Regions from separate parts of the Mus musculus genome. Here region 1 is linked to region 2. The links are chromatin loops, found by intact Hi-C in ENCODE. Cell type or tissue: left cerebral cortex. All regions are shown on one strand. Each heading gives the region's core, and the rest is flanking DNA. Links, peaks and the distances in the headings are about the cores only.

Region 1 (7,315 bases), core at 1,175-5,174, 86 kb before region 2:
TGTTCTGAGCTGCCAATCACTGGTGTCCTCTGGCCTAGCTAAATCACAGACTGACCCAGGCATCTGTCCTATGCTGGATAGGTACTCATGCTACATCGTGTCAAGGAGTCTCTACTTCCTGAGTCTTTGCCTGGACAAGTCCTTATGTGAGCTTCCATCATTCCCTGCAGCTGAAGCTAGAAACTTTGTATTGGTAGCTAATTCATGCCCTCTGTATAGCTCATTCTTGCAGACTTCTCTCACCCATGACAGGCCTTATTGGGCTCTTTCTGGGTTTGGGTGGTCCCTCTGCCCTGAGGGGGGCAGTGTCCTTGTTCAGCCAGCCATTCCTGAAGGAGGCAATGTCCTTGTTCAGACCCTATGAAATAGCCAGCCATTCCTGGGGTTGTCCTCTTGTTCAGCCAGCTATTCCTGGGGTTGTCCTCTGGAGAGGTCCAGAACAGATAAAGGGGGAAGTGACAAGGGCTAGCCATGCTAAAAGGCCACCACTAAAACCTTGTCTGCAGGGACTACAGAACACTGACTCCTCCTCCCCAGCCCTGTCCATCAGCCAGCAGCAAGCAGCTGCGCTAGGCCACAGCCTGGGGGAGAAACCGGAGCTGGGACCTACCAGGGGATGCCTGTTGTAAGAGCAGGCTTACCAGCGAGGCTTTCAATATGAGAAGGCCTTGCTGGGTACCGCTGGGTACCACGTCCAGCTTTCCTGTGTGTGATGGTTATGGTTAATTGTCAACTTGATACAATGTAGCTTTCCTGTGTGTGATACAATGTAGAATCAACTAGGAAGAGAGTCTTAGTAAGAAATTAACCTATGGGCGTGCCTGTGAGAGATTGTTTGTTTGTTTTTGAAATTGGGTTGCTATGGGAAGACTGTGGTGGTTTGAATGAAACCCCCATAGGCCCATAGGGAATGACGTTATTTGGAGGGGTAGCCTTGTTGGAGTAGGTGTGGCCTTGTTGGATACAATGTGTCACTACAGGTGGGCTTTGAGGCTGCTAATGTTCAAGCCAGCTCTCTCTTCCTGCTGCCTGCAGATCCAGTTATAGAACTCTAAGCTACCTCTCCAGTGCTGTGCCCATCTGCCCTGCTTCCTTGCTGAAGCCTAAGCAATGCTGTCTTCTAACCATGGTCTTGACCTACCCTAATGACCAGACACAGCAGCCTTGGTGCTTGGCTAAGCCCCTTGGCTAAGAGGAATCTATCGTTGCCCAGACACTGGGTCCCCTAAGGCTATCTGGTCCACGTCCTCAGGAAATGCTTCTGTTATCTGGATGTAGGGAGCATGCCTGACAGTGCTAGGGAGTGGAAGGTGAGGGCTGACCTTACAGATCTGCTCCCTGGTCACGAGAGGGGCCTTTGCACTTCGAGGCTATCAGTTTCCATTCCGTTGTGCTGATAAGATAGCCTGACGAAGGCAACTTGTGGGAGCAAGGGTTTATTTGGTTCACAACTCTAGGTTACAGTCCATCAATTCTGTGAATGTCACTGCAGCAAAAGAGTGAGAGAACTGTCTGCCTTACATCTGTAGTCAGAAGACAGCAATAGGTGTGCGCATGCGTGCATGCGTGGATGAGTGCGTGCTGGAGCTCAGCTTCCTGTCACCTTCCCATGCCTTCCAGGGCCCTGCCCATGAAATGGTGCTGTCCACATTCAGGGCAGGTTCTTGTTTTAGAGTTTCTATTGCTGTGAAGAAAGTCTATGATCATGGCAACTCTTTTAAAAAGAAAACAAAGGTGGTAGCACAGGCCTTTAGTCCTAACACTTAAAAAGCAGAGGCAGGTGGATCTCTGTGAATTTGAGACTAGCTTGATCTACATACTGACAGGATAGCCAGGGCTCCCAAAAAAAAAAAAAAAAAAAAAAAAAAGGAAAAAAGGAGGGTGGGGTGGGATGTGCGGAATCTTACTGTTTATCTTGGACAGACTATGTGTCTGTTTCCCTTCAGTCAATCACAGGGATATCCCTACCTTCCTACTATGGGTTACTAACACTGGGCACAGGCAAAAGAAAGGTCCAACCTACGTACTTGGGTTAAAAGCAAAAGAAGCAAGGTAGGGGTGATCAGTCTCCACCCATGGCCACAGGTAAATCACTTAAGGGGCAGGGCCCTGTAAAAGCACTGACCAGTCCACCCATGTGCCAAGAAGCTGAGTAGCTCAGCAGACCAGGGCCAGAGTGTTGGAACAAGGCTACAGACAGGCATAATAACAGTGGCCTTAGCTCTGGCATAGGCTCTCAGGGCCACAGAATCCTGGGACAAATGTCAGGAAGCCCTTGGGACCCGATTGAATGTGGGCTGAACCTGGGCCCTGGTATAGAAAGCAGCCTCCCTAACTTGCCTGAGCAGGCTGGGCTCTTCACGTGGCTCACCCATGTGCACCTGCCACCTCTGAGCCCCGCTGTCACCCTGCCAAGCATCCGGGTTGCTATGGAAATGAAGATGTCACCTCGTTCCTCTCCCAGGACCTGCACACCCTGTGCCAAGGACTCAGTGTGAGATGTTTGTTACAACTCAGCTTCTTTGAAAACACCCTCCCCCACTCCCCCAGGATGACTGCATTGACCTTGGATGCCCTGGCGTCAGAGCCAAGCTCTGCAGCCCCAGAGGTGTAGCCCATTTGCCCTAGCTCCCCGGAAGTGTGCTCCCTCATGTCTGTGCCCTCATGGCTATGCCACTCCAGTTCCGTGTCCCGCAGGATGGTCCCATGACTGTTCTCTGGGACTCTGCATCCAGGAAGAGGTACCCCCCACAGGTCTGTGTGAACTGGGGCTATGCTACTTCTAGCCAGTTTGCACAGCTAAGGAGAGACATGAAAACCTTGGCAGCCATGTTGCTACCACTCCCCAGCTCCCACCTGCAGCACAATGGAGCCTCTCTGAACTACCCTGGCGGAGCACCCTGGAAACCAGGGCTAGAGAACTGACCCACCCAGGGTCCAAGCATCTAACACTCCATATCCATCGGGCCACTGGCATTGTGTCTCTACCCCATGCCGGTATCCCTGAGATGCTATGCCGTCTCTTAATCTTTGAGGTTGACAGTCTCTGCTTTAGAAAAGTTCTTAAGCTCAGCCCCCAAAGTTCCAAAATATGTACATTTATCATGAAATCAAATCCACATGCAGCCCCTAGACCTTTGCCTGGCTCTCGCCTCACAACACTGGTCACAGGCTGTCCCTTCTTCTGTTTGTCCATGGCCCCTCTACCTAGTGCCTCTCCAACTTCACCCTAGCTGCCCAGAACCTTACCTTGGGGATTTTCCAGGACACCCCTCTCTCTTGTCTTAAAAAAGTGCTCACTTTTCTTAGATACTTAATCTGAGAAGAGGTGATTGTATTCCTTTCTCTTGGACCTGTCAGCCCTGAGCCTGGATTCCCCTCTCTGGATCTATGCAATACTGCGAAGTGTCGGCAGGTGGCGCCACTGCACTGTCGGGTCCCTTCCTGCTGGAGGCTAAGGGAAGACCACCCAAGGTGGCACAGCCTCCTCCTGCCTGTGACCCCACCCTGGGAAGTTCTAAAGGCTGAAGTGCTCTTGAGGTGGGGAGCAGCTGAGAGTTGTTCAGGACTCTGCTGTTTTAAGACCGTACCTAGAGATAGCGTTAATATCATTCTGGGGCACGAAACAGGGGGGGTGCGGGGTGGGGGAAGCAGAGCGGGGGTTTGTTGTTGCCTGCTCAAAATCTAGTTTCTTAAAGTGACCCAGCAAAGCCTAAGAGTCTAGCTCTCCCTGTCCTCCCTGCCACACTCCAAATCTCAGTCCCAAGCAGACTGGCCACAGGCAGTACCGAAAGCACTGGACATCTTCCCTGGGAATTCTGCCCTAGTACCTAGTGGTTTTGCTCAGCTGGGATTGGGGGAGGTGTAGGAAACATCAAAGTTCTTAGACAGACGGAGGCTTCAATCCTCAGACCAGCCAGACCAAAGCCAATGCCAATCAACCTTGGGTGCTGAAGACCAGCCCTGTTGGGGTTAAGGGGACATGTTAAATTGCTATCACCAGATGGGTCAGTTGGGACCACCAAACCTCTAGCCCCTCCTTCCTGCTATATGGCTTCCCGGAGGCCCTCAATTTGGGAGCCAGGCTACCCAGAGCTTCATGAAGGTCAAGACCAGGGACTCTGCTTCTCTTTGGCAGTCTGGCTGGTCTGAGGATTGGGGCCTCCATCTGTCTAAGAACTTCGATGTTTCCTGCACCTCCCCAAATCCCAGCTGAGCAAAAAAAAAAAAAAAAAAAAAAAACAAAAAAAAAACAAAACCCACTAGGTACAAGGGAATATGGAGGGGATGTGGGCCTAGCTACCACAGGCAGCCGGTGTAAGGGTTGTTGTTGCTATAAGGGAGCCTGGTTCAGTGTCGCCTTTCTGCAAGAAGCCAGCAGATGGTGCCCACCCCTTCAGGTTCTGCTGACCACATAGAGACGACAGAGTCAGGTCACTGGGCAGCAGAAGGTCCTGTGTTAGGCAAGCCAGCCTGTGTGCCTCTGGGGATTAGCCTTGTGGGCTCTAAACTGAGTGCTGGTAGCCACCATTGCCAGGAGGCCCCAAGGAAGCAGTGCTCTGCAGGGCCATTCCCTCCTTTGCTGCTGACCGATGGGGCTCCTGGATTTCTGCAATGGGTTGCAGCTCATTGTGTCCCAGCACACTCCTGAGTGTCACCTGCTAGGAGCCAGGTACTCCTGTGGATGTGGGTCAGATTCTGTTAAGTGGACCTACTGTAACTCTGTGGGTCAGATTCTGTTAAGTGGACCTACTGTGCCTCTACTCGATTTGTAGCCCCTCCCCCCCCCCCAGTTTGGGAGTGTATGGAGGGAAGTGTCCCAGCTCCAGGTGGACCACACCTCCCCAGATTCCCTGAGCACATCTGCTCTATAGCACTGCATGCTCCTATGACCGTGAAAAGGGCAGCCTGTCACCCACATGTGCTGACTGGAAGTCAAAGTCAGATGTGAATATTTCATGGATGGTAACATAAATAATGCACTTAAGCGGAAGGATAATGTGAATATTTTATACATCGGAGTGCAGTTGAATTTAAAAAAATTTAAAAAGTCCATGTTATAGGCATATAGCCTGAGGTCACATGGGAGGCAGTTGGTAGCCTGGGGCATTTCTCAGGCTCAGGTCTGTGTTAAGGCTGCATATCCGCACTTTCTGCTCTCCTGGGGTTACAGTTCAGCCCTTACCTGCCCCCCACCCCTTCCTGATGCCACTATGCCCCAAAGCCCACAGGATCTGCATTCTGGTGTCTCCTGTATTTGAGACCTCAGCAGGTGGCCCTCTGAATAAAGATGGCTCCTCACAGTCATGCTAGGAAGGGCCCAGCTAAAGCAATGGGGCTCCCTACACCAACATTCTGGGGTTCCTTGCTCTAAGGGAGTGAATAGAGGCTTGAGTCCCAGAAAACAAAGCAAGCATTCCAGGGCCTCCAGCCTACCATCTCCTGGCTTCTGTTTAATCTTTCTCTACTAAAAAGGCATTTCTTTTTATATTTTTAGACTTTTGGATAATGTACATTTTAGTTTATTAATGTCTATAATAAAAGCCCAAGAGAAACTCCTCAGTACCAGAAGAACTCGGGCAAGGCCTAGGGCAGGCCTCTCTTTTCTCTTCATACTTCATGTGGGAGCCACATGTGGGAAGGGGATCTAATTCTGCTTCTCTCGAGGTGAGGCGCGGGGGTGGTGGTGGGGGCATCCTTCTTTGGTTTAGAAACCCCACTTACTAAGGTAATGTTTAATTAGTACTGTTATGGCCTTCCTTGCTGTATGTGAGGGCTCTTTAGACCAGTGTCTGAGGGCTGGCTTCCCCTAATGCCCTCCTCCCTCGACCATCACCACCCTGTCCCTTAGAGAGGGAGCCAATGTTGCTCATATTGTATTTTAATTAGGATTTTTGACAGGCCATTTGTTTCCAGCCTCTGCCTGAGCAGACCAGTAGGCTTCTCAGGCTGTCCCCCTCTAAAACCTGAGGGGCTATAGCGGCAGCCCTTCCAAGGCAACCTGGGGTCCTGGGAATGGGTGGGAGGGTGCCGCCAGGTGAGCCTCCCCAACTTCTCTGTGTCGGGAGCAAGGGTGGTCCTACTTACTACAGCCTCCCCAGGCTACATTCCTGAAAACCAGACTGAGGCCACCTGTTCGCACAGGCCCAAACCGGCTTTTCCGGCCGCCTAGCACTCAGCTTCACCGGGCTTCTAGCCTCTGGCCTCTGGTGTGTAGGAGGCAGGGGAGAAGGTTGCTGTGGGGCCTGGTGCTGGCCTTGGAGAGAAACTGGAAATGGGCATCTATCTCTGTCTGAGGTTTGTGTAAAATCAGGAACCTACAAACCCTCCCGTGCCTGGGCCTTCTAGGGGAAGAGATGGAAACGTTGATTCAGAAAGGGGGAGGGGAGAAGGAAGGGGGTGGGGGAGGGCAGGGGGAGGGTAGAAGGAAGGGGGTGGGGGAGGGCAGGGGGAGGGTGGGAAGAGTACAGGATGGGCACTCACCAAGGTTGCACATACTTAGCCCTCTCTGCCTCTCATATCTCCTACAGGGAAAGCTATCAGAGGGGTAGAACCCAGTGGCCCCTCCCTGCTAATGCTGCATCCAGTCCAGGCCCAAGGCACCCAGAAGCTCTGGGCTAACCCTGATCTGCACTGTGACATAGATGACAGGTAAGGGGGCAGCCAGGTTCCTCATTGCTCTGTGATGGTCCCACGTGTCATCCCTAAGGCTTGGGGTCTGGACTACATGTTGGGCCACTCTGGCCACCACCACTCAGGATGCAGTAGGACCTGGATTCCAGGTCTGGAAGCAGACCCACACCCCTAGGAGGACCCCCTGCAACTAGGCCCCCAGCCTGACTGTCATTCTGGCAACCCCAAAAACAACCCACTAGAGAAGCACTAGGTCACTGGCCCCTACTTCCAAGCTCAGGTGGGTCTTGGAAAATTCCCACAGTGAGCTAGCTCCCAAGGCCAGGCTGTGCTTCTGAGGGGACACTACTCAGGGCAGAGGTCAGGTGTGCCTCTCCTCAGAGAACCTCATCATCTCTTGTCTATTAGCTATACAGAGTCCCTGGGGAGCAACCTGGATGACCTTGCTCAGACTGGATCTTCCACTTTCCCTCCTTGTCTATTCTCTCTGACATTTCTTCCCCTACCCTCCTGACTGTTCCCCTTCCTCCTCCTCCTCCTCCCCCTCCCCCTCCTCTGCCAGCTCCTCCCCCTGCCCACACTTCCTCTGTCTCTCCCTGAGTGAGTCAGCAGGGAGCTAGCTGACAGCCCATTGCAATCCCTCTGTCTAGCCACCCTTCTCTTCTAGAATGTTCCATGCATG
Region 2 (7,315 bases), core at 1,974-5,973:
TCTGCTTTCCTGTCTGTGCACTCCCACAATGAAGTGTAGCCAGTGAAGCCAGCATAGCAAGAGGTTAACAAAGACCAATAATGCAATAGAATACATTTTATGTTATTAAAACATAGTTTGTTTCTGAAAGTTTCTACTGAGAATTCCTGGATGTATATATGTGTGTGTGTATAATATATATATATATATATATATATATATATATATATATATATATATATACACACATTATACACACACATATGTGTGTGTGTGTAGAGTATATATATATGTGTGTGTGTGTATCCACACATATATATACATTATATACGTGTATATATATATATACACATACATACATATGAAATATATAATACTATAGTGGGATTATATATAATATATATTAGAAGTATATACTAGAAATTTTATCATTTTGTTGCATGCGTGGTGTGCATGCATGCAGCAGCACACGTGTAAAAATCAAAGGGCAACTCTATGGATCCAGTTCTTGGCTTCCACTTTTACATGGGCTCTGGGTGGGGCTGGAACTCAGGCCGCCAGGCTTCCCTGACAAGCACCTTTGCCTACTTAGCTGTCTTGCCGGCCCATGAAGGTGTTATTTCATAGTTGCAGTGTGGTTGGCTTACAGGGTCTTTTTCAAACGCCTCCATTCATGTTGCCGCTTTATGCTGTCAAAGCATTGTTTTGCACATTTATACTTGTGTCCACACTTGCCACAGGGTGGCATCGGATGTCAGGAATACTTCCTGAGTTTAACTCTAGAGTTCAAAAACTCTTAGTTATGTGACCTTGAGTAAGCTCCTGCACCTCTCTGCTCTTGGGTGTCCTTGCCTATAGAGTGGGGGCAATGGACCTTCCCTGGCAATATCTCACAGTAAGTGTGAGTGTGTCAGCCATGAGATCACACAGTAAGTGTGAGTGTGTCAGCCATTACCATTGTGCTGCCTTCCTACTCTTGGCAGCCACTGGCAGCTTCCCCCTGTCAGGGTGTCACTGCTCCCAACTCTACGGATCCCATCTTCCTGATATAAATGACTTCCAGGTTCTTGAAGATTGTTGATTGCAATAGTGGTGTTCTGTAAGTATGAAAATAGAACATCGGTTTGGAGAGCACCAGTCCCTGCCTGCTGGCGGCCGGCATGGTCTCTGGAGAGCAGAGTGGCAGCTGGCATGCAAGGTATGACACACGCCCTTGACTGGATGTTATGCTTGCTCCCACGTACACAGAGTACATAACCCACATAGAACATGTATGCCTCCGCGTACATGAGAATGCCTGTCTCCATGCACATACATTCCTCAGGCACATACGAATACATAGCTACATGCATGCACACACATGTGCCTGTCTCTAGACATGTGAGGATACATTCCCCCTCCCCACATAGGTACAGTCGTATGGTGGCAGATGTCCCCACATACACGAGGAGACACATCCTTATACAAGCACACGTGTCTCTGGGCCCATGAGGACACATGTCCTCAAAGACACGCACATGAAAGATCCTATCATGACCCTGCTTGACTTTAGCCTGCTCAGGCATGCTCTTTTCCTCTCAGTGTAAGCTAATCCTGATACTCAGAGTGGAAACCAGGCCTCCTTCTGAACACCGGAAAGTGAACATCAGAGAGGGTAACACGCCATCCCGCCCCAGCAAGCCTGGCAAGGCTGGCTCCGAGCTGTCTGGAGCCAGTGAAGCACCCGGTGCTGTGCCCTTCCTCCAGGTCCTATGTGAACAGGGTTCCTTTCTATGTCCTCTGAGCATCAGTGTCCCTAGTGTGGACACCTTCTGGGAACGACTGCTACACAGTTGCAAAATGGAGGCCCTAACCCCTAATGGTCTGTAGCTCTGGGTAGTTACTACAGACTTTCTGGGATAGCGATGCCTGTCTTCTCGGACAGTTATGAGGCTGGGTTAGACCTGAAAGACTTTGGAATTTCCTCCTTCCTGTCTGAATAAAGGCAATGGGCATTGCATATAACACAGTCGTCTTGATTGGACTCCTGAGAAAGGAGAGCTTCACTTCTTAGTGACATGTGAATGGCAGCAGCTGAAGGAGGTAGGCCCTGTAACTAACCATGCACTCCCCCTGGGAGGTGATGATACCCAGCCAGGCAAGGCCACAAGGACTGCTGAATCTGAGGCTGCTTTGGGTCACACAGCAGGACCTCATATACAAAAAGAGGGCCAAAGTGCTTGCTCCTCTCATGCCTTGAGAGCAGATGTGGGCAGAGTTACCTCAGTGCTGTGATGTAAGTTTCTGACAAGGTCTTTATGCATTTTACTCTGTCATCTTACCATATACCACAGTACTCTTTCTAAGTTCCAGATGAAGCTGAATGCAAGGACATTCTGTGACACCAGGGCAGTGCCAACAATGCCGGGGCATCCTCTATCCTGTCTGCCATCATCAACACTGCTTGCTCCAGAAAGCACAGGGGCAAGGCAACTTTACTAGGGAGTTCCCTGAAGGCCGGTCTGACACAAAGGAAAGCTGTGTGTAACATCACGAGAATGAGAGAAAATTTTCAAGTGTTTTCAGAGTGCCCGGGGAGTTCAGAAGAACATGTATTTTAAATCAGAGACCCAGGGTGTCTGGGCACTGATCTCCACCCGACTTTCTCATGAAGAAACACAACCCATGGTTGGCAAAGAGCTGCCCCATCCCGATACCTAGCTCTCTCTGTTGCCTGGCACCGCATCTCAATTGCTCTTTGTTGTGATCAGCCAGTGAAACGCCAGTGAACCCTCTTGCTCCTTCTAGAATTCACCTCTCTGAACAAGAGGAACAAAGGGCCAGAGCTGATTCTGCTGCTGGCTGCAGGCACGCGTGCATCCTAACCCTCCCAGCATCTGGACTTACTTGGAGGTTGGGAATTTTAAAGAACTTTCCCAAATGGCGCAGGCCTCTTTGACTCAGGTCTAAAACTGGTGAGGAAGAAAAGATGACCCCTTCAAAGTCCATTTGATCATCACCCTCTCTGGAAAAGTGATCGGGGAAGCTCTTGGTGGCGGCAGCAGCATCATCCTTGAGATCTTTAGCAGCCTTGGGGTCTTTAGCAGCCTTCTCGGCCACTGCTTGGGGGCTGGTGTCCTCCATGTGATGCGCTCCAGTGGCCACTGCTCATCCTTCTTGGTATGGAGTCACCTGGAAACAAGGGGGGTGGGGGTGGTGTGTGTGTCTTAGCAACCAGAAGTCACACGGGGGTGGGGGGGTGGGGGGAGGGGGGATGGACTCGAGTTGCTGAAAAAGCAACAGTACTATGAATTTAGCTTTAAACTTGTAAATGCTGGGACATAAGGAGGTACTGGTTATATTCTTTGCTCCTCACGCTGTACCACAAAGTTTGAAGAAGAGAATGACAATTATGATTCGAGAAGGGGGGCTCAAGTAGTCTGGGCTGGCCTCCAACTCACTGTGGTGAACTTCTAACTCCTGATCTTCCTGTATGCACCTCCAAAGTGCTTAGATGACAAGCAAACAGCCACCTGACTACAGTCTAACTGGAAGATACCAGTGGAAACAAGCATCCAGGATGAAAACACCGGGGGACTTTTCAAGTTTGCAAAACACCTGTAAGATGGGAAGAGATAAGACAGTTTCCTATTTCCACCCTGGAAATTCCTCTGCTTCTTGTATCCAAGACTCTGAAGTCAGGAAGCCAACCCCTGCCTCCCACACTGGCCCAGACCAGACCAAAGAGGTATCTAGGTGGGCACTAGGGAAAAACCTGGGCAATGACAATCTTGCATCTTAGTTCAATAATCCTGTTGCTTAGCCAGGGTATTACTTGCAAAACCATCCAAGCAAAGAGGATGGCTGAAAGATCTGCCAAATGCTGGCACACTTTCCTAGTTTCACTCTCCTTTAAGGAGCGGGTGACTTTTCAGTTAAGGAGCTGGTCTTAAAGGTGTACAATTCATGGGGAACCTAGGTCTGCGTTGGCAGGAGATATGCCACCCCCCCCCCCAAGCTGGGTAATGGGTCTCCCTAAGGTCTCCAAGCCTTTGCATAGTCTACGGCTTATTGTATTTTTTTTCTACACCTTGGAATTAGGAGGAAAGATTCTGCCTCCATCAAATTACATTGTAAGGAAAATGTGTGGACAAGAGGGAGGCAGGGGACTAGTGATGCTGTTTCCAGACTGGGCTGGTAGGGGAACTCGACTTTTGGACCTCAATCCCATCTTCCCAGGTGCGGCCACTGTAAAAGGGTAGGGGATCTAGTCATAGTTCTCTCCCACCACCGCGCCATCAAAGGCTGACGTTCACAGGACCCCCAGCAGACCAGACTCACTGCTCTGTGAGTCTGTGGCGGTCTCCTCAACCCAACCCAGCGTCTACTCCCGCCCGCCAGACTGTGACCCCGCCCCACAACCTGGTGGCCGGGTCCCATCCAGTGCAGCCGGCTAGCGGTGACTGACGTAACAGCTATCCCACCCTCCAGCCCCGTTGCTCTTCCCCGCCCACCTGCGACTCCGCCCTGACACGTCGGCTGCCCCGCCTCCGAGAGGCTCAGGCACCACCTAACAAACCAGCGAGCTGCGCGGTTTACCAGGTCGCCATGGAGACGCTGCTGCGGTACGGAGGCCGGAAGGCATCAAGTCGCAGGTCTGGCTTGGGATAGCTTCGGTGCGCGTGCGCTTACCGCCTCTTATGCTGGAGGTGGGCGACAAGGCCAGAAAGAAACTTCGAGAGGATGGGCTGGTGGATTCGGGGAGGGCTTGGGGACCCGAAGGAGGTCGAGTGATGCTTCTGCTGACCAGACCGTCTTCCAGGGCCATGGACCCTCGGGCCTCAGGCCTCTGGAACTGACCGCTGCCCTCCGCGCCTGCGCAGAAGCAGCTGCCGCAGTGCTGCGCTCTCGGCTTCCCAGGCTGGTGCCGGGTTTGCTGGCCCTTTTGTCCTGGGGCCTGGATCTGCACAGACTCTCCTAGTGTGGAAACTTGGAGGCTGTCCTTTTCCATTTAGAAACCTGCAGAGCAGGGTATTCTGGGAGGCAGGTCAACCAAGTCCATAGACCCTAAACCTTTAGAGAAAAAGGATCCCTCCCGAAAAGAGAAATTACGGGAACGTGGTAAACTGCCTTAGTATCAGATCTGGTGGGGATAGAAGGCCCGCTGCGGATTCTAGAGGATCCTGACCAATGAAGTGATATGGGTCACTCCTTTCTGGGGGCCAGAAGTTGAGATCTTAGCAATTTCCACCGTTTTTAGTGAGTAATGTGTCACACACAGAGCAACATGACACGTCATCAATTCTAAGGGAAACTATCGGAAATGAACTGGCCTGGACATTGAATTATGCCCTTAGCTAACGTGCTCAGTGATATAATCTTGCTAAACATTTTTGAAGTAGCAAAGCAGGATGGAACTGAAAGTATAAGATGGGACCAAAGTGGAAGTCTAGATCCAAAACAACAGCAAATTTTGTTTACTCAGGCCAGCAAGATGAGTTAATGCTTAGAACCTAGGTAGGGGAGAACCAATTCCACAGAGTTGTCCTGTGGTATCCCCTATATGAATGCAATAATAAATTTAAATAATAGAATAGAATTTTCAATTCATTTACTAATATATTCTTTAGGACTGAAAGTGAGATGGGAGTAAGTTGTAAGAAAATATCCCCAAACAAGAAAACAAGAAAACCTAGGAAACTCAAGAGTTGTGGGAGCCCAGTAGCCCTCTGATCAAATGTCTCCTGATGTCCCTTCAACACTGCAGAGATGGCGGCTGGCAGCTGGAATCCCCCCGAGTGTTCCATTGGTTACAGGTTGCTAAAGCTTGGGGTCAAGAGGTGCTGTGAGGAGCGTTAGGATACAGAGCAGGCAGGGCATTCCTGCCTGGCCACACAGGCCATCAGAGAGGCCCCTTTCTGGTGGCTCTCAGTGGAATGCTTGCCACGTACTCATGGGATCACCAGAATCCATTTAAAAAGTTCAGGTGCAGCAGTGTATGCCTATAATTCCTGTTCTTGGAGACAGGCAAGCGGATTCTGAGGGCTCACCGGCCAACCAGCCTCAACCACTGTGGAGCTCTAAGCCAGTGAGACCCTGTGTCAAAAAACAAAACAAACAAGTTAACAGCTCCTTAGGAACAACACCCATAGTTGACATTCAACCTCTACATATGTACATATACCCACCCACATATGTGTGCAGATATGTACACACACACATGCACACGCACACAAGTACACATGCTCCACCTTTCCTGCTACTAGGAAAATAGAATTATATCCAAAATTAGACATTAATTTATACACATTTGATTGGCAAAATGAGATGCTTGGTGTAATGGTCATGTGCTGGGAACTGGTGTCCATAGGCACCTCGGGGAGCCACTGGGTACTCCAGCCTAGCAGCATCTCAGCCCACTGCTTCATCCTACGGTTGTCTTGAGTTTTGATTTCCTTTAGAAGCCCATAAAATTGGTTTTTGTATCTGGTAGTTAATTATATGTAGGAACTCATCTTGCCTTTTTTTGTGCTCACTTTATTACCCAGCTAAACCGCCTCTGTTGAGTAGTTCTCTTGGCAAGTGTTTCTGGGCTATTCTCCTTAAGCTTATGAATGTAGCCTCTTTGTTTTCATCTAATTCTTGAATGACTATTTAACTGGTACGGAGTTCCTTGTTGACAACAATTTTCTATCAGAATTTTAAAGATATTGCTTGCTGGCTGCGGTTGAAAAGGCTGCTGCCAGCCCCATTGCCATTTCAGTGAAGGAAGCTGAAACCCTTCCGAAATCTGCATCCCTGTGTTTCTAGGTGCATACCAGGTTTCATTCTGTGCCTGGTGGGGACTATGTCCTGTGCTCAGGCTCTTGCCAGCCTTTTTTCTGCCATTTTATTACATGTCTACACCCTGACCTTGACTCACATTGCTAGCAACCCCTCACTATTCCCCCCTCCCCTCCTCAGAATGGTTCTTCCTCAGACTTACCCAGCTCCTGCCATGGCCATCTACCAGCTCACTAAAGCTTTCCCCCTGGGGTGCAAACCTCATTTTTCATGTCTAACTCTTTTCTCCTCTCTCTCTCTCTCTCTCTCTCTCTCTCTCTCTCTCTCTCTCTCTCTCTCTCTCTCTCGACATTTGTTGGCAAAATGGGACACTTGGTGTAATGTCCATGTGCTAGCAATCACAGGGTCCCCCTGCTGGGAACTGTGTCTGTAGGCACCTTAGGGAGCTACTGGGGACTTGAACACAGGAACTATAGAGAGTTCTGTGCACAATGATCACATCCTCTTTTGTTGTTGTTGGTTTTTTTGAGACAGGGTTTCTCTGTGTAGCTCTGGCTGTCCTGGAACTCACTCT

Evidence for each region. A loop is a pair of places that touch in the nucleus more often than their neighbours do. Peaks named below come from ENCODE experiments on the same cell type or tissue, not always from the same donor. Only the 100,000 strongest peaks of a DNase experiment are listed, where the experiment ranks them.
Region 1: a loop joins it to region 2, with 2.9 times the contacts of the local background. A loop is called at or near these places in 19 of 42 quality-filtered maps.

What each region holds. Positions count from the first base shown.
Region 1 is chr7:139,295,755-139,303,069 of GRCm38, reverse strand. It overlaps Gm32486 (a long non-coding RNA gene), which reads left to right and starts at 6,138. Exons shown (of 3, transcript XR_880989.2): 1 at 6,138-6,297; 2 at 6,531-6,651. In left cerebral cortex, for the core only: CTCF peaks have their summits at 3,414 (motif pointing right) and 4,377 (motif pointing right); DNase peaks (open chromatin) are centred at 2,417 and 3,409.
Region 2 is chr7:139,210,510-139,217,824 of GRCm38, reverse strand. Lrrc27 (leucine rich repeat containing 27) reads right to left here and starts at 4,837. Exons shown (of 11, transcript NM_027164.1): 1 at 4,558-4,837; 2 at 2,866-3,150. The coding sequence starts at 3,102. It also overlaps a transcript of Stk32c not described here. In left cerebral cortex, for the core only: a CTCF peak has its summit at 4,372; a DNase peak (open chromatin) is centred at 4,541; H3K4me3 peaks cover 1,438 bases; H3K27ac peaks cover 1,374 bases.